Linked DNA regions of Homo sapiens: region 2 is linked to region 1. Evidence: chromatin loops called from intact Hi-C (ENCODE). Cell type or tissue: mammary epithelial cell. All regions are shown on one strand. Each heading gives the region's core, and the rest is flanking DNA. Links, peaks and the distances in the headings are about the cores only.

The links. Hi-C counts contacts between places; a loop is a spot of excess contacts. Peaks named below come from ENCODE experiments on the same cell type or tissue, not always from the same donor. Only the 100,000 strongest peaks of a DNase experiment are listed, where the experiment ranks them.
Region 2: it touches region 1 in a loop (3-fold over the local background); 2 of 110 quality-filtered maps call a loop at or near these places.

The regions. Positions count from the first base shown.
Region 1 is chr5:132,128,848-132,139,694 of GRCh38, reverse strand. No RefSeq gene overlaps it. Among named protein-coding and RNA genes, the nearest start is that of P4HA2-AS1, 51 kb to the left of the region's middle. In mammary epithelial cell, for the core only: a CTCF peak has its summit at 5,113 (motif pointing right); DNase peaks (open chromatin) are centred at 2,624 and 5,094; H3K27ac peaks cover 1,784 bases.
Region 2 is chr5:132,084,450-132,095,296 of GRCh38, reverse strand. No RefSeq gene overlaps it. Among named protein-coding and RNA genes, the nearest start is that of CSF2, 16 kb to the right of the region's middle. RefSeq lists an enhancer at 1-1,149 and a silencer at 7,452-7,674. In mammary epithelial cell, for the core only: no CTCF peak of the experiment used is centred there; DNase peaks (open chromatin) are centred at 5,016, 5,726 and 8,756; H3K27ac peaks cover 1,756 bases.

The DNA.
Region 1 (10,847 bases), core at 1,967-9,966:
TAGGGTGTCCTTTCTCCACCTTATATTTTTGTTTGCTTTGTCGAAGATCAGTTGGCTGTAAGTATTTGTCTTTATTTCTGGATTCTGCAATCTGTTCCATTGGTCTATGTGCCTGTTTTTATACTAAATACCAAGCTGTTTTGGTGATTATGGCCTTATAGTATAGTTTGAAGTCAGATAATGTGATGCCTCCAGATTGTTCTTTTTGCTTAGTCTTGCTTTGGCTGTGGAGGCTCTTTTTTGGTTTCATATGAATTTTAGGATTGTTTTTTCTAGTTCTGTGAAGAATGATGATGGTATTTTAATGGGAATTGCATTGACTTTGTAGATTGCTTTTGGTGGTATGGTCATTTTCACAATGTTGATTCTACCCATCCATGAGCATGGGATCTGTTTCCATTTGTTTGTGCCATCTATGATTTCTTTCAGCAGTGTTTTATAGTTTTCCTTGTAGAGGTCTTTCACCTTTCAAGGAGTTAACCTTTGGTTTCACAGATTTTCTCTATTGTGTCTCTTTGTCATATTTCATTGATTTCTGCCCTTCTACATAAATTTTTTCCTTCTACTTGCTTTGCGTTTAATTTGTTGTTCTTTTTCTAGGCTCTTAGAGTAGCAGGTTAGGTTATTGACTGGAAACTTTTCATAAAAACATTTAATAATCTACATTTTCTTGTAAGCATTGTTTTGACTATATTGTGCCAAAATTTGAAAAAAAAATTCTTATATTGGGATAAATTTTAGATTTATGTAATAGTTTTAAATAGAATATAGAGTTCTCTCATATATTTCATCATTTCCTCTAATGTTAATAACTTACATAACCATGGTACATTTTTCAAAACTGAAAAATTAACATTGATATATTACTATTACCTTAAGATCCAGACTTTATTCAGATTTAACCAACTTTTCTACTAATGTCCTTTTTTTGTTCTAGGATCCAACCCAAAATACCACAGTGCATCTAGTCATCATGTCTCTTTCATTTATTCTTTCCTTATTTTTAAAGACCTTGATGGTTATTAAGAGTCATATGTTTTATAGAAGGGCCACCAACTTAGATTTTTCTGATGTTTTCTTATGATTACACCAAAGTTATCAATTTGAGGGAAGAATGTACCCTTCATGTTGCATAATTTTAGGGGAACGTGACTGATGAAGTAAACTTTGATCACTTGGCCAAGGTCATCACACAAGTATGATATGTTGTCCCTACATGTAAATGCAACTCAGAATGTTTTCTAATTTCCTTTATGACTTCCACTTTGACTCATGAGTTATTTAGAAGCATGTTGCTTATTTCACAAATATTTGGGGATTTTCCAGATATTTCTGTTATTCTAATTTTATTCTGTTGTGGTCAGATAACATACTTTGTGTGCTTTCAGTTATTTTAAATTTGTTGAGGATTGTTTTATGACCAAGAATATGATTTAGCTTGATGAATGTTTCATGTGCACTTGAAAAGAATGTGTATTCTGCTGTTGTTTAGTTGAATGCTCTTTAAATGTCAACTAGGTAAAGTTGGTTGATAGTGTTGTTCAGGTCTTCTGTATCCTTATTTATTTTTTCTCTATTTTTTCTATCATTTATTGAGGACTGTTGAGGTGTAACTGTAATTGTGGGTTTGTATGTTTCTATTCAGGTCTATCATTTTTGCTTCATGTATTTTGAAACTCTTGGTTAGGTAAGTACATAATTAGGATTGTTATGTATTCTTGGTTAATTTACCACTTTATCATCCTATAATGTCCCTGTTTTCATATATATGAAAACAGGGACAAGAAATATTTTATATATATATATAAATTTATATATATATATAAAATATTTCTTGTTCTGAAGTCTCCTTTTTTGATACTAATATAGCTGTTCTAGCTTTCTTTTGATTTATGTTTCAACAATATATCATTTTCCATCATTTTATTTTTATTAAATTAATGCACTTCATTTTTAAAAGAAGTTTTAGGTTTACAAAAAACTTAGCATAAAGTACAGTGCTTCTATAATCCCCTACCCCCATATAGTTTCTCCTATTATTAACTTCTTGCTTTCACGTGGTGTGTTCATTACAAGTGATGCACAAATATGGATACATTATTATTATTATTATTTTGAGGCAGAGTCTCTCCCTCTGTCACCCAGGCTGGAGTGCAGTGGCATGATCTCAATCTCGGCTCACTGAAACCTCCGCCTCCTGAGTTCAAGCTATTCTTCTGCCTCAGCCTCCCGAGTAGCTGGATCTACAGGCATGCACCACCATGCCCGGCTAATTTTTTCATTTTTAGTAGAGACGGGGTTTCACCATGTTGGCCAGGATGGTCTCAAAGTGCGGGGATTACAGGCATGAGCCACAGCACCCAGCCTGATACATTATTATTAACTAAAGTCCACAATTCACATTAGAGTTCTCTCTTTGTGTTGTACAGTTCTGTAGATTTTGACAATTGTATGACATGTGTCCACCGTTACAGTTTTATACAGCATAATTTCATTGCCAAAAAAATGTTCTGTGCTCCACTTATTCATCATTCCCTCTGCCCGCAAACTCTTGGCAACCACTGGTCTTTCTACCATCTGTATAGTTTTGCCTTTTCCAGAATGTGATGTAATTTGAGTCATACATTATTTAGCCTTCTCAGATTGGTTTCTTTCACTTAGCAACATGCATTTAAGGTTTCCCCCTGTCTTTTTGTGGCTTGATAGCTCATTTCCTTATATTGCCAAATAATATTTTATTGTATGGCTGTATCAGTTTGTTTATCCATTCATCTATTGGAGGATGTCTTGGTTGTATCCAGGTTTTGGCAATTATGAATAAAGCTACTGTGAACGTTTGTATGCAGGTGTTTGGGTGTACTTGGATTTTCAACTGATTTGGGTAAATACCAAGCAGCATGATCGCTGGATTGTATAGTAAGACTATGTTTAGCTTTGTAAGAAACTGCTGAACTCTCTTCCAAAATGGCTATAGCATTTTGCATTCCTACCAACAGTGTATAAGAGTTTCTATAGCTATATGTCCTCACCAATATTTGGTGTTGCCTGTGTTTTGGATTTTCATCATTCTGACAGATGCATAGTGATATCTCATTGGTGTTTTAATTTGCAATTCCCTAATGACATATAATATTTAGCGTTTTTTTCCCCCCGAGATGGAGTCTGGCTCTGTTGCCCAGGCTGGAGTGCAGTGGTGCGGTCTCAGCCCATTGCAACCTCTGCCTCTCGAGTTCAAGCAATTCTCCTGCCTCAGCCTCCCAAGCAGCTGGGATTACAGGCGCCTGCCACCATGCATGGCTAATTTTTGTATTTTTAGTAGAGAAGGGGTTTCACCATGTTGACCAGACTGGTCTCCAACTCCTGACCTCGTGATCTGCCTGCCTCAGCCTCCCAAACTGCTGGGATTACAGGTGTGAGCCACCACGCCTGGCCAATATTTAGCATCTTTTCATATACTTACTTGCCATTTGTATATCATCTTTGATGAGGTGTGTTTGTTTAGATATTTTTGCCGATTTTTAAAGTTGGGTTATTTATTTTCTTATTGTTGAGTTTTGAGAGTTCTTTATATATTTTTAATAACAGTCCTTTATCAGATACGTGTTTTGCAAATATTTTCTCCCAGTCTGTGGCTTTTCTTTTTATTCTCTTGACATATTTTACTTTTAACCCATCTTTGCCTTTATGTTTAGAGTGAGCTCCTTATAGAAAGCATATAATCATGCCTTGCTTTTTCATCCAATTGGACAATCTCTTTTAATATTGTATGTTTAGATCATTTATACTTAATATAGTTATTGATATAGTTGGACTAAAATCTGTCATTTTTCTTGCTATTTTTTATTTGTTCCATCTGTTTTTTGTTCTTTTTTTCCCCTTTTCTGCCTGCTTTTGAATTGGCTATTTTCTTTTATTATACTTTAAGTTTTAGGGTACATGTGCACAATGTGCAGGTTTGTTACATATGTATACATGTGCCATGTTGGTGTGCTGCCCCCATTAACTCGTCATTTACATTAGGTATATCTCCTAATGCTATCCCTCCCCTCTCCCCCTACCCGACAACAGGCCCTGGTGTGTGATGTTCCCCTTCCTCTGTCCATGCGTTCTCATTGTTCAATTCCCACCTACGAGTGAGAACATGCGGTGTTTGGATTTTTTGTCCTTGTGATAGTTTGCTGAGAATGATGGTTTCCAGCTTCATCCATGTCCCTACAAAGGACATGAACTCATCATTTTTTATGGCTGCATAGCATTCCATGGTGTATATGTGCCACATTTTCTTAATCCAGTCTATCATTGTTGGACTATTTTTTATGCTGTTTTTTTCCTTCCTTTATTGGCTTATTTATAACCTCTTTTAAGAAAATTTTAGTGGTTGTCCTTAAGTTTACAGTATGCACCTTTAATTAATCACAGTCAGCCTTCAAATAGTACGTATAATATATATAAGGTTTAAGAACCTTATGATACTCCTAATTTTTTCCTCCCAATTTTGTGCTATAGTTTTCATGCACTTTATTATATGCTGTATTCCAACACACTGCTACTATTTTTTGCTTTAGACAATTATGTTTTAGATAATTAAAAATAAGAAAAAGTATTTTATGTTTATCTTCATTTATCCATTCCCAGACATCTTTATTACTTTGTGTAGATTCAAGTTCTTGTAGGGCAGGTCTGTGGATAATGAATTATCTCAGCTTTTATTTGTCTGAAAAGATATTTAGGAATTTGAGTTTCCAGTCCAGCATGTTAGGAGTTTTAAAAAGTTGCCACTCCATCCTAACAACAAATAAAAACTGAACAAGCTGAAGAATTAACAACTCTTCTTAGATCTATAAGAGAGGTGAGGTCACAAGGTAAACTTCTGCCCCCAGAATTGGGGAGAAAAACAGGCAGATACAGAAAATCACAACTTACCAGAGCGGAAACTCACCTCCATGAGAAGAAGTACCGGGATAGAAAAACCTGAACTATAGTTGACAAATTGTGGAGGCTCAGTGTGGACAAGCCTGAGTAATAAAAACCCCAGGGGATCCCAGTCATCAGGTATCCCTCACACTTCTGTAAGTTTTATGTGAAGATTGGAGAAAAATCTCCTTATGCTTCCAGCAGGGGGAGGAAAAAGGAACGTTTTTGTAATATGTCAAGAGCATTCTGTTCTTGACCAGACCTGAGCCTAACCTGCTGAAGTTTTGTAAGAGCTCGACCCATCTGGGGCAAGGGAAATAACTCCAGCCCCCTCTGGCTATCCTTTCCCATTTAAAGGGGGGATAAAAAGCTGAAAACGACTGGTGAAGTTCATTGTCTAGCAACACAGGCTCACCAGAAGACTGAGATCTAATCATAGGACTATGGAACACTTCCCTGCCCTCCATATCTTACCACTACATTACTAAAAGCCTATGTAGCCAGGCGCGGCGTCTCACGCCTATAATCCCAGCACTTTGGGAGGCCAAGGCGGGAGAATCACTTGAGGCCAGGAGTTCAAGACCATCCTGGCCAATATGGTGAAACCCCATCTCTACTAAAATTACAAAAAATAGCTGGGCTTGGTGGCACACACCTGTAATCCCAGCTACTTGGGAGGCTGAGGCAGGAGAACCACTTGAACCCGGGAGGCAGAGGTTGCAGTGAGCTGAGATCACGCCACTGCACTCCAGCCTGGGCAACAAAGTGCGACTCTGTCTCAAAAACAAACAAATAAACACACAACCTAAAAGTCTTTTTACCACAATTCCTTTTACCCCGTACACCTTTCAGCAGTATACTACAAGGCATATTAAAAGGCAAAAAACACAATTGGAAGAGACAGAGCAACCATCAGAATCAGACCCATATGTGGCAAGGATGTGAGAATTATCAGACTGGGAATTTTAAACAACTATGATTAATATGCCAAGGGCACTAATAGAAAAAGTAGGTAACATGCAAGAACAGATGAGTAATGTAAGCAGAGAAATGCAAACTCTAAGAAAGATTTAAATCAAATGAAGATGCTGGAAATAAAAACATAGTAACTGAAATTAAGAATACCTTTGGTTAAGCTCATCAGTATACTGGACACAGATGAGGAAAGAAACAGTGAGACTTAAGATATGTCAATAGAAATTTCCCAAAATGAAAGGCAAAGAGGAAATAAAACTTTAAAAAACAGAATATCCAAGAACTGTAAGACAACCACAAAAATGTAAGTACATATAATGATAGTATTGGAGAAGAAACTGAGAAAGGAACAGAAGCAATATTTGAAGCAGTAAGGAAATAATTTTCCTCAAATTAATGTCAGACATCAAACCACAGATCTAAGAATCAGAGAACACCAAATAGGATAAAATTTTAAAAAGCCCCAAAAATGAAAAACTATACCTAGGCATATCGTATTAAAACTGCAGAAATTTTCAGATAAAGAAAAAAAATCTTGAAAGAAAGCCGGGGGTGGAGGGGGGAATCTTATCTATAAAGGAGCAAAGATAAGAAATATTTCTCCTCCTGAGAAATCATGCAAGCAAGAAAAAATTGGAGTGAAAAATCAAAGCATTGAGAGAAAAAAAAAAAACCCCACCAACCTACAATTCTGTCCCTGCAAAATTATCCTTCAAAAGTGAAGATGAGATAAAGACTTTCTCAGATAAACAAAAACTGAATGAAATTGTTGCCAGTAGATCTTCCTTGTAAGAAATGTTTAAAAGAAGTTGTTCAGGGAGAAGGAAAATGATATAGGTCAGAATCTCAGATCTATATAAAGAAAGCATCAGAGAAGGAGTAAGTAAATATAAAATAAACACATTTTTCTTATTCTTAATTGATGTAACTGATAACAGTTTGTTTAACAATATTAACAATGCATTCAATTTTGTGTGTGTATATAAATATACACATTTATGTGTGCTTATGAATAAGTGAAATGAATGACAGCAGTGATGCAAGGGATGGGAGGGAGAATTAGAAATACTTGGTTATTAGGTACTTGCACTGTATGGGAAGTGGTATAGTATTATTTGAAAATGGATTGGGGTTAGTTATAAATGCATATTTCAAACTCTAGGGCAACCACTTTAAAAAGTAAGAAAAAGAAGTATAATTGGTATGCTAAGAAAAGAGAGAAAATGGAATCATATAAAATGCTCAATTAAAACCACGGAAGGCAGAAAAAGAGTGGAAGACAGAAATAGGAACAAAGAACAAAGGCAACAAATAGAAAATAGTAACAGATATGGCAGATCAAACTATATCAGTAAACACTTCACAGTCACTCTGGAAGGCAGTTTGGCTGTCTCTTACCAAACTAAACATGCTCTTAGCACATGATCCAGCCCTTGCACTCCTTAGAATTTACCCAAATAAGTTAAAAACTTATGTTCACCCAGAACAGCTGCATACAGCTGTTTATAGCAGCTTTCTTCATAGTTGCGAAAACCTGGAAGCAACCAAGATGTCTTGCTTCCAGGTTTGGAAGGATGGATGGGTAAATAAACTGATACATCCAGGCAATGAAATATTGTTCAGTGCTAAAAGGAAATGCACTATCAAGCTATAAAAAGACATGGAGGAACCTTAAATGCATATTGCTAAGTGAAAGAAGCTCATCTGAGAAGGCCAGCTTCAAGTGATTCTCATGCCTCAACCTCTCAAGTAGCTGGGATTACAGGCACGTGCCACCATGCCTGGCTAATTTTTTCATTTTTAGTAGAGACAAGGTTTCACCATGTTGGCCATGCTGGTCTTGAACTCTTGACCTCAAGTGATCCGCCCACCTTGGCCTCCCAAAGTGGTAGGATTACAGGCATGAGCCACCATGCCCACCCCCATTATACGTTTGTCAAAACCCACAGAATGTACGCCACCAAGAGTGAACCCTAATATAAACTGTGGACCTGGGGTGATAATTATGTGACAATGTAGGTTCATTGATCTAACACATGTACCACTGTGACGCAGTACATCAATAGTGGGGATGTTTATGCATGTGTAGGGGCATGGATAGATGAGGAGTCTGTACTTCCTGCTTAATTTTGCTGTGAACCTAAAACTGCTGTTTTTTAAAAGATTTTTTCCCCTTCAGTTTAAAAGATTATTTCACTTGGTGTAGAATTCTGGGTTGATAGCAATTTTTTTTCTTTTATTCCTTTAAAGATCTCACACCATTGTCTTCTGGATTATATAATTTCTGAATATGTCTGCTGTAATTCTTATCTTGTTTATCTGTGTGTAATGTTTCTTTTTATCTTGTCATGTTTAAGATTTTCTATTTGTTTTTGGTTTTCAGCAGTTTAAATATAACGTATCTTTCTAAGCGTGATTTCTTTTAGTGGTGGTGGTGGGGTATTTATCCTGATTGTGACCTCTGAGTTTATTTTTTTAAAAAATACATATATATATATTTAATATATATTTAAATGTATATTTTTTATATATTTATTTATTTTAGAGACAGGGTCTTGCTGTGTTGTCCAGACTGGTGTTGAACTCCTGGTTTCAAGCGATCCTCCCACCTGGGATTACAGGCATGAGCCACTATGCCCAATCATCTCTCTGAGCTTCTTGGATCTGTAGTTTGTATCTTTCATTATTTTCTGAAGATTCTTGGCTAATTTCTCTTTAAATATTTCTTCTTTAAAAAATATCTACTTCAAATACCTAATATAGATGACGGGTTGATGGGTGCAGCAAACCATCATGGCATGTGTATACCTATGTAACAAACCTGCACGTTCTGCACATGTATCCCAGAACTTAAAGTATAATAAAAAAAATTTTTAAAAAGAAAAATTAAAATCTACTTCCTTCCTCTGGAATTTTAAGGCTTAGGAGAAGAGTTGTGTACATGTCCAGAAGAAAAGTGGAGTTGAGTCAGTTTATTAGGATGTGGTGTGGGTTTGGGATTTTTTTGTTTTTGTTTTTGTGGTTGCTTTCAGTGTACCTCCAACTTCAAAGCATTGTGCTTAGAGTAGAGGCTGGGTTTCCAGAGGTTTTTTGTTTTGTTTTCTTAAAATGTTCCTGCTTTACTTGCAGCTTTCAGAATTCCCAGTGGACCTGTACCTTGGAGGGATGTTTCTTGATGCATGCTTGCCCCTTGTCCAGCAGTGGTCTCCTGTTCCTTGTTACTCATGCTTGCTAGTCCAGTGATGGGGACCAGTGAGGACTCTCTACTGTCCTGGTCCAGCCTCACTATTAGACAGGCTAAAAGTTCTGTCAGCCTGTGGGAAGGGCAGGAAATGGTCTGGCCCAAGTTCATTAGAGGTTTTTGTTATTGGTTTGTTTGTTTGTTTGTTTGTTTGTTTTGAGACAGAGTCTTGTTCTGTCACCCAGGCTGGAGTGCAGTGGTGCGATCTCAGCTCACTGCAACTTCTGCCTCCTGGGTTCAAGCAATTCTCCTGCCTCAGCTCCTGAGTAGAGGGGATTACAGGCATGTGCCACTATGCCCAACTAATTTTTGTATTTTTAGTAGAGAAGGGGTTTTGCCATGTTGGCCAGGCTTGTCTCAAACTCCTGACCTCAAGTGATCCACCCACTTCAGCCTCCCAAAGTGTTGAGATTACAGGTGTGAGCTATCGCACCTGGCCATGAGGTGTTCTACCACTGTTGGAAGGGTAGAATGTTCTTTCCAGGTCAAGATCCATCAAAGAAACAAGGAAAAGTTTGGCTGTCTCAGAGAGGGGATCAGGATCACCAGGAAATCTCCAGACATGGAGAGCCAGTCTTTCTTGTGAGCATCCAGTAAAGGTCTGTGGAGAAAAATGTATGAGAGAGGTGTGAATTTTTCTTGTGTCTGTGACTCCCAGGAATTTCATATTCACACATTAGCCCACAATTTGCCTTTAGTAATTTTTTTTTTTAAAAGCTCCAGTCTGCAGCTCCCAGTGAGACCAACGCAGAAGGTGGGTGATTTCCAGCTGAGGTGCCCGGTTCATCTCATTGGGACTAGTTAGGCAGTGGGTGCCACCCACAGAGAGCAAGCAGAAGCAGGGTGGGGCATCGCTTCACCTGGGAAGTGCAAGGAGCCAGGGGACCTCCCTTCCACAGCCAAGGGAAGTGGTGAGGGACTGTGCTACCCTCCCTGGATACTACACTTTTCCCGTGGATTTTTGCAATCTGCAGATCAGGAGATTCCCTCGTGAACTTACACCACCAGAGCCCTGGGTTTCAAGCACAAAACTGAGCAGCTGATTGGGCAGGCACTGAGCTAGCTACAGGAGTTTTTTTGTACTCCAGCGGCACCTGGAACCATAATGAGACAGGAGACAGGAGAGACAGGAGAACCGTCCACTCCCCTAGAAAGGGGGCTGAAGCCAGGGAGCCAAGTGGTCTTGCTCAGCAGGTCCCACTCCCACAGATCCCAGCAAGCTAAGAACCACTGGCTTGAAATTCTCACTGCCAGCACAGCAGTCTGGAGTTGACCCAGAATGATCGAGCTTGGTGGCGGGAGGGGCATCCACCAGTACTGAGGCATTAGTAGGCGGTTTTCCCCTGACAGTGCTAAGGAGACTGGGAGGTTTGGAATGGGCAGAATTTACCACAGCATGGCAAAGTGACTGTGGCCAGATTGCTTCTCTAGATTCCTCCTCACTGGGCAGGGCATCTCTGAAGGAAAATCAGCAGCTCCAGTCAGGGGCTTACAGATAAAACTCTCATCTTCCTGGTACAGAGCATCTGGAGGGAAGGGCAGCTGCAGTCACAACTTCAGCAGACTTATATCTTTCCTGCCTCCTGGCTCTGAAGAAAGCAACTGATCCTGACAAGGGGGATTATTCCAGCACAGTGTACTAGCTCTGCTAAGGAACAGACTGCCTTCTCAAGTGGGTCCCTGACCCCTGTGCCTCTGACTGGGAGAGACCTCCCAA
Region 2 (10,847 bases), core at 1,319-9,318, 44 kb after region 1:
GTGAGGGTCTGGAGGGCTGAGATACTAGATATGAGAGGCAGCCCGGGTGTGGTGGATGGGCTGGCAGGGGCTAGCTAGCATTTGGATGCAACATAACAAAGACCTGGCATCCCTTTCAGTGTCTCATCCCGGCTGGTTGATGCCAAGTAGCAGGAAGAGTGATGAAAGGGCACCTGAGGAGACTCAGAGACTTTGGTTTAAGTGTTGTATCTGCCACTGTCTGGCAGACAAGTCGTTTCTCTGCTCACAGCTTCAGTGATGCGTCTGTGAAACGGGTCATGTTCTCTCTCTCACATGATCGTGGTGAGCATTAAGGAAATTATGTAAATCATTTCAGTGACTCTTCAGGCTTCAGCTCCCCATTCCTGCTGGGGTCATCTCCTAGGATAGTGAGGATGTCTGTGGACACAAACTAAGGAAGCCAGAAAACCGCTGTCCTGACTCAGTGTCTTGCCCCACCCTGGCCTCTGGCCCAGATTCTGGAGGCCTTAGTCAGGGGGTGGGGGTCTGTTTGCCCAGAGCTGGGGTTTCCCTATAGATCCTGTGGGACAGAACAAGTGCAGCCCACTGGAAAGCCCTTGAAACAGTTGGATGTCACCCTGTCTGAGAGGAGCTTAAAGCTGCCAGAACGGACTGGTGGACTGGTTGGATCCGCCCCCTTGGGAAAATCCAGGCATGAGCTGTCACCTGGACCTGAGTACAGTTCCTGTCCATCCTGCACTAGCGAGGCCATGGGGAATGCTCAGAAGGGGAGGCGTCGCGTGAAACCTGCTTAATATACAGCCTGTCCAAAGGTCCCAGCCCCCAGCCACCTGAACTGCCAGGACTGTTCCATTTCCCTATCCTCCACAGGCCTGCCCCGAGGCCCCTGCCAACAAATGTCACTTCCCCACACCAACCTGCTTCCTCCAGGATTGGTATTTTCTGACTTCTATGTTTTTCATGGCTTCTTTGATGCCACCGCTCCTGTTTCTCTTTCTCCTCTGTGACCAGTTCTTACAAGCCTCTTACACAGCTGCCTCCTCCTCTGCCCATCTTCTAGGTTTCCAAGTTCCTTGGGGCTTGGTACTTCTCTCTTTGGCTACCCTACAGGTCTCAAACTTGCGGTCTAAAGGCCAAATCAAGGTCTGCACCCTCCAACAAGGGTCCCTACCTTTTCTTAACCTGCCACCCTACAAACAACACTTCAGACTAGTGGTGTTCCCAGACATGTTTCTGCATGCCCCTCTTTGGGGAGAAACTCCACGATTATGGAGCCATCCTAAATGCGAGCTACTAGGTCCAGATTTCTTTGATCTAGCTTCAGCCTATCCCCACCACACCTCTTACCAGATCACCTGGCCTGGTTGAAGGGCTTTCTTTAAGGCATCCCATCACAAGCATGTTTTTCTCTGCCCCTTTGCCACCTGGCAAACGACTCCTCCTCTTTTCATAGACTGACCAAGAAACTATAGCCGCCCCAACCCAGATGATACTGATTCTGCTCACTACTGCTAGGGACAAAAGCTGCCTGACAGGTGTCTCTGATACCTGGTGGCTGAGATACAGTGAGTACTCAATATTAGATGGGGAGAGGGACCCTGTAGCCATTTCTCCTGAGGAGTTGAGTACCTGAGAATGGCAGAGTGAGGCTCTTCCCTGGGCTTATGTGTCACAATAGGAAAGCAACAGAATCCCAGTTGCCAGGGTTGTGGGGGGAAGCGTGGTTTGTAAGCATCAGGCTCTGACCCATCTGCCCAGGGACAAGATTTGTACAGGCTTTTTAAGGTGGTCTTGTGGATGCTGTGATACACAGCTCAGACCCCCCCGCCCCATCCCCTTTATGAATGAAAGATTTATTTCACCAGCTGGTGGGAGAGCTGCCAGAAGACAGCCCCAGCTGTCAGCCCTATTTTGGACTACTGCTAAAAAATAATTGCCTTGTGTAAGGTCACACCTACTTCTGTAGGGAGCCCACGTCTACCAACTGATAAATATGAAGGTATAAAGGCTTGGCTCCCTCTCCTTCTTGGGAAAACTCTGAAGGATCATCACAGATGAGCACTCCTGGTCTCAGCTGGAACCTCGGCTGGAATTGCATAGTAGCTCCACTTCTCCTTTTGCCTAGTCCTGTTTCAGTCCTCATTTCCACTGATGTTGACCCCAAGATCTTTTCCTAATAAAGGTCCTACATGCTCATATCCTACTCAGTCTGTTTCCTATAGAACCTAATCTATGGCATCTGGCTTTAGGAGTGACAGAAAAAAAATGAGATGCTAAGATATGATTTTGGAGCTGGATCATCCACTGTTGGCTGCCAATGAGGACTCCCATCACAGGTGGCAGGTGAAGCAGACAGCTTTTGGCCCATGGTAATAATTGTTAAAACTTTTACCTATGTTGGAAGAGAATGCATTAGATGGTGCAGTGCCTCAGGTGTTTGAGAAATATGGGGGAATTAGCCACTGCAAGGACAATGGAATTGCTAAGCTTGACTAACTTTCAGTAAAAGAAAATGGAGAGCTTAGAGTGATTAATTGGCAATGAAAACATAAGCATGAAAGCCGTAGGCCTCTTTGGTGCATCTATAGAAAAGAAGAAAAAGCAGAGAATCAGACCCAGACTTCTGTCAAAGTAGTTAAGCTTCAAAGAAGGTTATATTCCCAACCAAGGCAGGTCTTCTATGCCAAGGGCAGAGCCCTGGTTGGGGAAGAATGAGACCCTGACACGTGGGATGAGGACCTCTGTTGCACCTGAATATCTTGAATCCTCAGATTTCACTAAACACTCTGGACCTGCAGAAGTGACCTACTCATCTCTGTTAAAAGCTAGAACTTGCTTCTTACTTTAAAAAGAAAATGCGGAGGCTTCTGTCCTGCAAGACATGCTCTCATTCCATGTTACCTCTTTGTGCTAGGCCAATAACTAGGGTTAAGTCAAAACCTAACCTGGCCAGACATGCTGAACTTGCTAGTGTAGAAAAGGACTATACCTCAAAGGAAATTCTGGTCATATCCAGAGAGTACTAGCAGGAGCTTGGAGAGTATGCACAGGACTGGATTCTGGACCAAGGGGGTGGAACAGAAATTTGAACAAAAGAGTTTATGGATATGGGAACATTCTTCCAGGATAAAGTATTTAAAACTGTGGCAAGGCCCCAAGAGATGGTGCAAATACATCGTTTGGATGGCTCCTAGAAGCATGGAAAGAGGATGGCCCATATTAAGTGAGGGTAGCCAGAATGGCTATGGCAGACTATGAAGGACGTGGGTGTGCAGGAATAAATATACTAAGCAAATTCAGAATACTCGCCTGAGGGCCAAGAAGATACCAAAACAAGAAATGTATTGGAAAGAAGGGCACCAGTATCACCAAGAACTAAAATGGTGGCTAAAATAGGCCAGCATTGATAGGAAATGTCACAGAACTGGGCTCACTGATAGCAGTAGGGGTGATAGGACTCTGAGATAATAGAGGCCAAGTCATAGCACTTGGCCCAGTTGTCTGGGTGGCAAGATTGGAATGGCTGTTAAGAGGGCCTGGCTCCCGGGGAGTTATGGACATGGTTAATAAAACATAGCATCTGGAGGGTCACAATAGATGGCCAGCCAACAGTGCTGCGGGTTATTCTGTGCAAGAAAAAGAAATCAATCATGGATAATGAGTCCAGTCACCCCAATAAAAAGTAACCTGCCGAGTTTCCAGATCTGAACCAGTTTTCAGACTTAGAACCTACTGATTGAAGAAGATGCCAGATCTCCCAGAAGGAAGAGTCCCACACCACCACAGCAAGTGTGCATGATAATGATTTCCCCAGCCCTTTCCCAGGGGGACCTGTGGGCACTTAACTTGGATAGCTACATACTAGGAAAGAGAATATCCTAACATGTGAAAGACTATTGAACCCGGGATTAGAATTGACATTGTTACCTAGGTACCTGAAGTGGCACCAAAATCCTCTCATTAGAATGAGGGGTATATGTGGGCCAGGTGATAGATTCCTGGCCTGAGTTCTGCTAATAGCAGGTCCTCTGGGTCCACAGACCCACAGTGATATAATCAGATCAACACACTTGATAATTAGCACAGCCCCTACATTGGGTCCTTGGCCTGCATGGTGAGAGTGATCATAGTGAAGAAAGCCAAGTGGAAGCCTTCAAAACCTTCCCATTCCAGGCAAAATAGTAAATCAAGAACAATATCACATTCCAGGGTTAATGGCAGAAATTATTGCCACCATTATAGACCTAAAAGGGAGTCCGTCATATCTTCATTTAATTTACCAGCAAAACCCAGTTAAATCCTGAAAGATGACAGCAGGCTACTACCAATTCAACAGTAGCCCCATTTGCAGCCACTGTGCTTGCCAAATGTGTCTTCACTACAACAGATTAACATGGGCTCAGGCATACAGTGTGTAGCTGCTGATTTGGTGAATCCATTCTTTTCCACCCCTGTTAGAAATTGTTTGCATTCACTTGGGACAAACAACAGTTCAAATTTCCAAGGCAAAGTTAACTCTCCTGCCCTCTGTCATAACATAGTTCCAAGAAGTCTGAACCACTTGGGCATCCTGCAGAACATCACACTGGTCTACTCTATTGATAATATTATGCCAGTCAGACAAGATTGATGGCCATGGCAAGACACATGCACTCCAGAAGATAAACCCTATGAATATTCACAGCCTGCCACATCAGTGAAGTTTTTAGGAATCCAGTAGTCTGGAGCGTGCAGAAAATTCCCACCAAAGTATAGGACAAATCACTATGTCTTGTACTTCCCACCATGAAGAAGGAAGCGGAATGTTTGGCAGGCCTCTTAGGGTTATGGATGCAACCTATATGGATGAAACCTATTACACACTTGGGAATATTATTCTGAACCATATACCTGGCAGTGACACAAAAGCCTGCCATCTTTGAGTGGGGCCCCAGGCAGGAAAGGGCTCTTTGGCTGTAGTACATGTAGCCCTGCCATGTGGGCCATATGAGTCATCAGATACTGTGGTTTTAAAGGTATCTGTACTGGGAAAATACACTGTCCCTAGGGTTCTGGAACAAGGCCATACCATCTGCACTGGAGAATTACATACCTTTTGAAAAACAGCTGTGCCATGCTTCTGAGCCTTGGTAGGCCTGGAGGGCCTGACTCAGTGACCATGCAGCAAGAACCACCATGATGAATTGGTTTTTGTGAGACCTACTAAGCCATAAGGTCAGGTGGGCTCAACAGCAATCCATCATAAGATGGAAGTGGTACAACTCTAACCAATGAGCAGGATTGGAAGACACAAATAAGCTGCAGGTGCAAGTGACCCAGAACCCTGTACCATCCAACTCCAGGACACCAAAACCTTCCCCCAGCTCACATCTATGGCTGCATGGGTGATCCCTTGTGTCCAGCTGATGGAGGATGTAAAAGCTCAAACTTGATTCCCAAATAAGTTCAGATACAATACTCGGCCTCAGGGAGATCAAGAGACCACCCCACTGCTAGGTGACTACATTAGCCCTCTTATACCCCTGAAGGGCCAGTGATTCATTTTGACAAGAATAAAGACACAATTTAAGCATGAGGTTGCCTTTCCTGGCTGCAGGGCCACAGCCAACATCACTATCCAAGGGCCTTCAGAGTTTTTATTCCCCTGGTATGGGATCTCACATAGCATATCAGACTGAGGGATCTACTTTATATCAAAGAAAGTGGAAGCACAGGTCCATGACCATAGGATGTGCTAGTCATATCACATATTGCACCACTCAGGTGTTGTCAGTTTGGTAGAGTGTTGGGCAACAGCCTGTTGATGGCATAGTTGAAGCACCGGCTTGGGGTGCTACTTTACAGGATAATGAACTATTCTTCAGGATGCAGTTCTCACTATAAATCAAAGACCTTATATGGAGCTCTGTTCCAATAGGTATAATACAAGAGTTTCAGAACCAAGAGATAAAAACAGGAGTGGCCCCCTTTACTATCATTCCCAGTGGCCCACTTGGAAAATATATGCCTCCCATCCCTGCAAATCTGGGCTCTGTGGGTTTGGAGATCCTGGTTCCCCAGGAGGGAACATTTCCAGCAAAAGTCCCATTAGACTATCAGCTAGGGATGCTGCCAGGGCACTTCAGCCTTCTTGTGTCTAGGGACAAGCAGGAAAGAAAAGGAGGTACCATCTTGGCAGGGGTACCTGAGCCTGATCATCAGGAGGAGGTAAGACTACACAGTGGAGGCAGGGAGGCATACATGTAGCACCCCGGTGATCCAGTTGGATACCTCTTTATTACTCCCTTTCCCAATTTTGACAGTAAATGGACAAGTGCAACAATCCCAGCCTGAGATGGAATCAGACCTCTTAGAGATGAAGGATTGGGTCATGCTACCAGGTGAGCCAGCAGGATGAGCAAAGGTGCTAACTGAGAGTGAGGGGGAATCTGGAATGGATAGTAGAGGAGGAGATGATGAGTGTCATTTGTGGCCCTGAGATCAACTGCAACAGCAGGGACTGTAGTTCATTGTGAACCTTCCTCTTCTAAGTCTCCCAGAAGTAGAAGCCTGCTGGAACCATTGGTGTGCTAGAGCTGGCTACTTGCTCGTGAGATCCCATTGCTAAAGTTGTTGCCAGTCTGTTTTTAAACCGTTGGTAGTGCACCGATGGTGGGAGTATTTATACCATGATAGTTTTTTTTTCTCTTTTTTTTTTTTTTGGAGAACCAGTTATTGATAGCACACCACTGGAATCCTGGAGGAGCTGCTCCCAGAACCAGTGGGAAGTGTTTATATGAAGAAGTGGATCCAGAAAGCTCAAGGGATGGACTATGGTGGAAGCTATGATATGCTGCCCTGAACACCCTTCAGGAGTCAAGGTCTGATTGCCCCTGCTGAAGAAAATTTCCGTGCCTAAGGTCATGCTTCCTTCCAGGGGCAGCTTACATCCAATTACTGATCAAAATGAAGGCATAAAGGCTTGACCTCCTTGCCCCAACATAGGAAGAGTCTGAAGGGCCATCCCAGCTGTAGAAGTCTCCTTAGGATCAGCTGAGACTTCTGTTGTGACTGTATTTTGTCCAAATTCTCCCTCTGTTCAATCCTGCTTCCTTCCCTTCCCTTCCATGAGCAGTCCTGCATGCCAGTTTCTGTCTCAGAGTCTGCTTCCCAGGGAACCCAACCTCAGGCAGGCAGCCTCGTCATGCTTTCAGCACAACGGTCCCCTGAAAGTAGAAAAACCTCAGCTCACCCCAGGGGGGTTCTTGGACCCTACAGCCTCAGAGCAGAGTGTGTTCAAGTCAGCTTCAGTCTCTGCAGCTATGAAGGGGACTAATCACCCCATCCTCACCTGGCCTGGAATTGCTCCCCTGGGTCAAAACCTTTTAGGCCCTCAGGCCTCTGGGGCCTGGAGGTCATGAGGGGTGGTGAGAAGAGAAGGCGGCCAGGTGGAGCTCAACATCCTCGGATAGTCGTGCAAATGCCGGACTATAGCCTCTTCTGGGCACCGCCCCCTGTGCCAACAGAGTCCGGACTCATAGTGGTTCCTAAAAAGACCTTTTCCACGACAAGCACAGCCACCATGCTGGGAGTAGGTGGCCCCAGGAGAGATGTCGAGGAGGCTTTCTCTGCCCCACAGGCCAGGAAGGGGAGGAAAAAACCAGGAGAATGGATTGATTCTTGAGTCTGACTCCAGGGACAGTGAGGGCCACAGCCTACTACCTTCCTGGGACTTGTGGGGTTGAGGGCATTGTAGTCCTGGAGAAATGGGTCCCAAGAGTCCCACAAAGTCTCTGATCACAGTGCCAAGAGGAGGAACCTCCAAGAGAATCGGGATCTGCAGTCAGGGGCTGAGCTCAGAGACAGAATGGCCACATTTTAACCTGACCACAGCTTGCAACTGCGTCTCTGTCTGTCCCTGCCAGGGGCTCTTGCCAAGTCCGCCATCTCCTCTATGTCTGTCAGTCTTTCACTGCCAGCGTTCCCTCTTGTCTCTCCATCTGTCCTTTCCAGGCTCTCGCTGAGTCTAACTGTCTATCAGTGTCTGTCCGTTTACTCATCACTGCCAGGAGCCTGAGCTATGCCTATCTGTTTGTCTGCCCCTGTCATGGTCCTGCTGTGTCTGTCTGTCTGCTTGTGACTCCTGGTCCTTCAGCCTGACAGAGTCTAAGGTCAGATGCTCCTTCCTAACAGGGGGGTTCATTGTAACTTGGGGACCTGGTCCTTCAGCCTGACAGAGTCTAAGGTCAGATGCACCTTCCTAACAGGGGGGTTCATTGTAACTTGGGGACCCAGGCCCACACCCATTTTTGTTTGATCTCAGAGCCCAAGGCTGCATATCTCTGTCCCTCAGCCCCATAGGCACAAGAACCTTTGGTGTGACCATGGCCCAGGGTATGGCTCGAGGCTCTGGCAGCTTCCTCTTATTTCCACCTGGGTTCCAACACTGGTTGCTGCCCATGTCCAGGACTGGATTGGTGAGAGGAGGCATTAGGGTCTGTCTGATTCACAGTGCTTCCCCTAGCCCTGAGAAGAGAGAGAGCTTCCATTTCAGTTGAGGACTAAGAGGCACCCACAGAATCTGCCCCAGAGAGGTCCCAGTGGGAGAAGGGACCTGAGGGGTATGGAGTTCACTCAGGGACAGCTTCCTGGAGTGTAAGGGGAGAGGGGAGACTATGAGTTATCCTGTTATTGTGTTGTTTCTGACTGGCTCCAACCCAGTTGCTGCTTCCCTGGCCTCCCTTCCCCAGCACATGACCTCACCCTTATCCAGTCTGGTAGAGGAAGAGGCCTGGATAGGAGCCAGGGCCTCCATCAGGAGAGCTTGGGGCTGCCCCAGGCCTAACTGGAGGAAGTGTGACACATTCCCAGAGAGCTGGGCTTCCCTCCCTCTTGCAGCTTCCTTTGAGATGGTTCCCGAATCCGTTAAGTGGGAAAAAGAGCTGGCAGCTGTGCTGGTGTTGGGCTCCCAGTTCCCCTGGCTCCTGGATGGCCCCAAGGGCCTCCTCTTGGCTCCCTCACAGATGCTATTTTTGATAAGAATAATGAAAACAACAGCCCTGGCTGTGTACTTAGTACCTGCTTATAGCCTGTTGCTGATCTTGGTCCCAAGAACATTTTCTAAACTTTGGAAAATTGGATGTTGCCTTTCCATCCGGACTTCTGTAAAAGCTGTGTGCATTTCTTTTATTCAAAGGTGAAAAGAGGCTCACTTTCATCAGACTCTGGAACATAGTCACTGCTGGCACTTGATGCCATGAGGGGCCCTCCTCCGAGCTGGGGGATAAAGCAGTAGTTCAGAGCAGAGACCCTCACAGTCCCCTGAGGAACAGATAACAGTCCACCCCTGTGGCGTAAGAGGTGGGCAGGCAAGCCTCAGAGTAGGTGTTGAGGAAGAGGAGGCCCCAGTGCAGGACCTCTCCACCTCCCACTGGACATTAGTCTTACCCCATTGTGGAGACAGATGTCAACCATTTGGCTGGGGTGCATTCCAGGCAGGGGTAGCAGGTGATGGTGGGAGTGCTGTGGCTGGTTCGTGTTACTGGGGTCCAGGGCTGATATGAAGGAGATGGATGGTGAGCAATGAGGCTAGAGGTATCTGCAGGGGCTGACGGGGCCAGGGCAGTAAGGGAGGGTCTTAGGTCAGACCAAAGGGCTTGGAGTTCATGCTGAGCTGGCAGGTAACCCTTATGACACACAGCCAGACTAACCCCTAAAGTGTAAGCTCCTCAAGGGTTGGTTTCCTTTCAGAGCCTGGCACAGTTCCTGACACTTTGTAGGTGCTCAGTACATATTTATGTAATGAATTAATGGGTGGCTGCTGTGGGGAGAGAAGCAGGAAGGGTCTAGAGACAAGGCCTGTGGGTATTTGGGGTGATTGTCTGCATTAGTGAGGTGGACTGGGTCAGGGCAAAGCCATAAAGACAAAGAGAAGTGGGCAGGTTGGAAAGGGGCTGGGAAGATGAATGTACCAGGACATGGCAGGGGACTGACTAAGGGACCGAGACCTCAAGAGGAACCCAGGACAGTACCCAGGTCTCTCCACTTGGTTTCTCCACATAGGATAGCAAAACATTACAGTTTACCTGGAGCCTCCCAGAGGCTCTGAGACCTTGTAGATAAGGGCTGCACTCCACAGTGTGCTGGCAAGACACCATCCACAGCCACATCAAACTGGGCCCTTTGTGAGCTACCTCTCCCAAAAAGGAGATGCAGGAGTAAACAACGCAGAGAAGAATTTCTGGTAATGATGGGAGCATTTGGGAAGCAGGCTCAGATCATATGAAAGAAGAAGAGAGTTCCAGTGTCTGGTGGATAAGCAGTGTCTACAAAAGGCAGGAAAACCAACAGCAACATTGTTCATGAAAGACTTTTTTTTTTTTTTTGAGATGGAGTCTCGCTCTGTCACCCAGGCTGGAATGCAGTGGTGCTTTCTCGGCTCACTGCAAGCTTCATCTCCTGGGTTCAAGCGATTCTCCTGCCTCAGCCTCCCAAGCAGCTGGGGACTACAGGCACGTGCCACCATGCCCGGCTAATTTTTTTCTATCTTTAGTAGAGACAGGGTTTCACCGTGTTAGCCAGGATGGTCTCGATCTCCTGACCTTGTGATCCGCCTGCCTCGGCCTCCCAAAGTGCTGGGATTACAGGCATGAGCCACTGTGCCCGGCCAATGAAAGACTTTTCCTTGGGAAAATATTAAATATTTGCCAGCAGCTAAAGCTAGTATTTAGTTAAAGCTAAAATATGTATGTCCTATGACCTAGCAATTCCATGTCATTCCCAGCATTTCCAGAAGAAAGGTAAACATATGCTCACCAAAACATGAGTGCAGGAATATTCAGTGAAGCTTTATTAATATTAGCCCCAAAGTGGAAACACCCCAAATG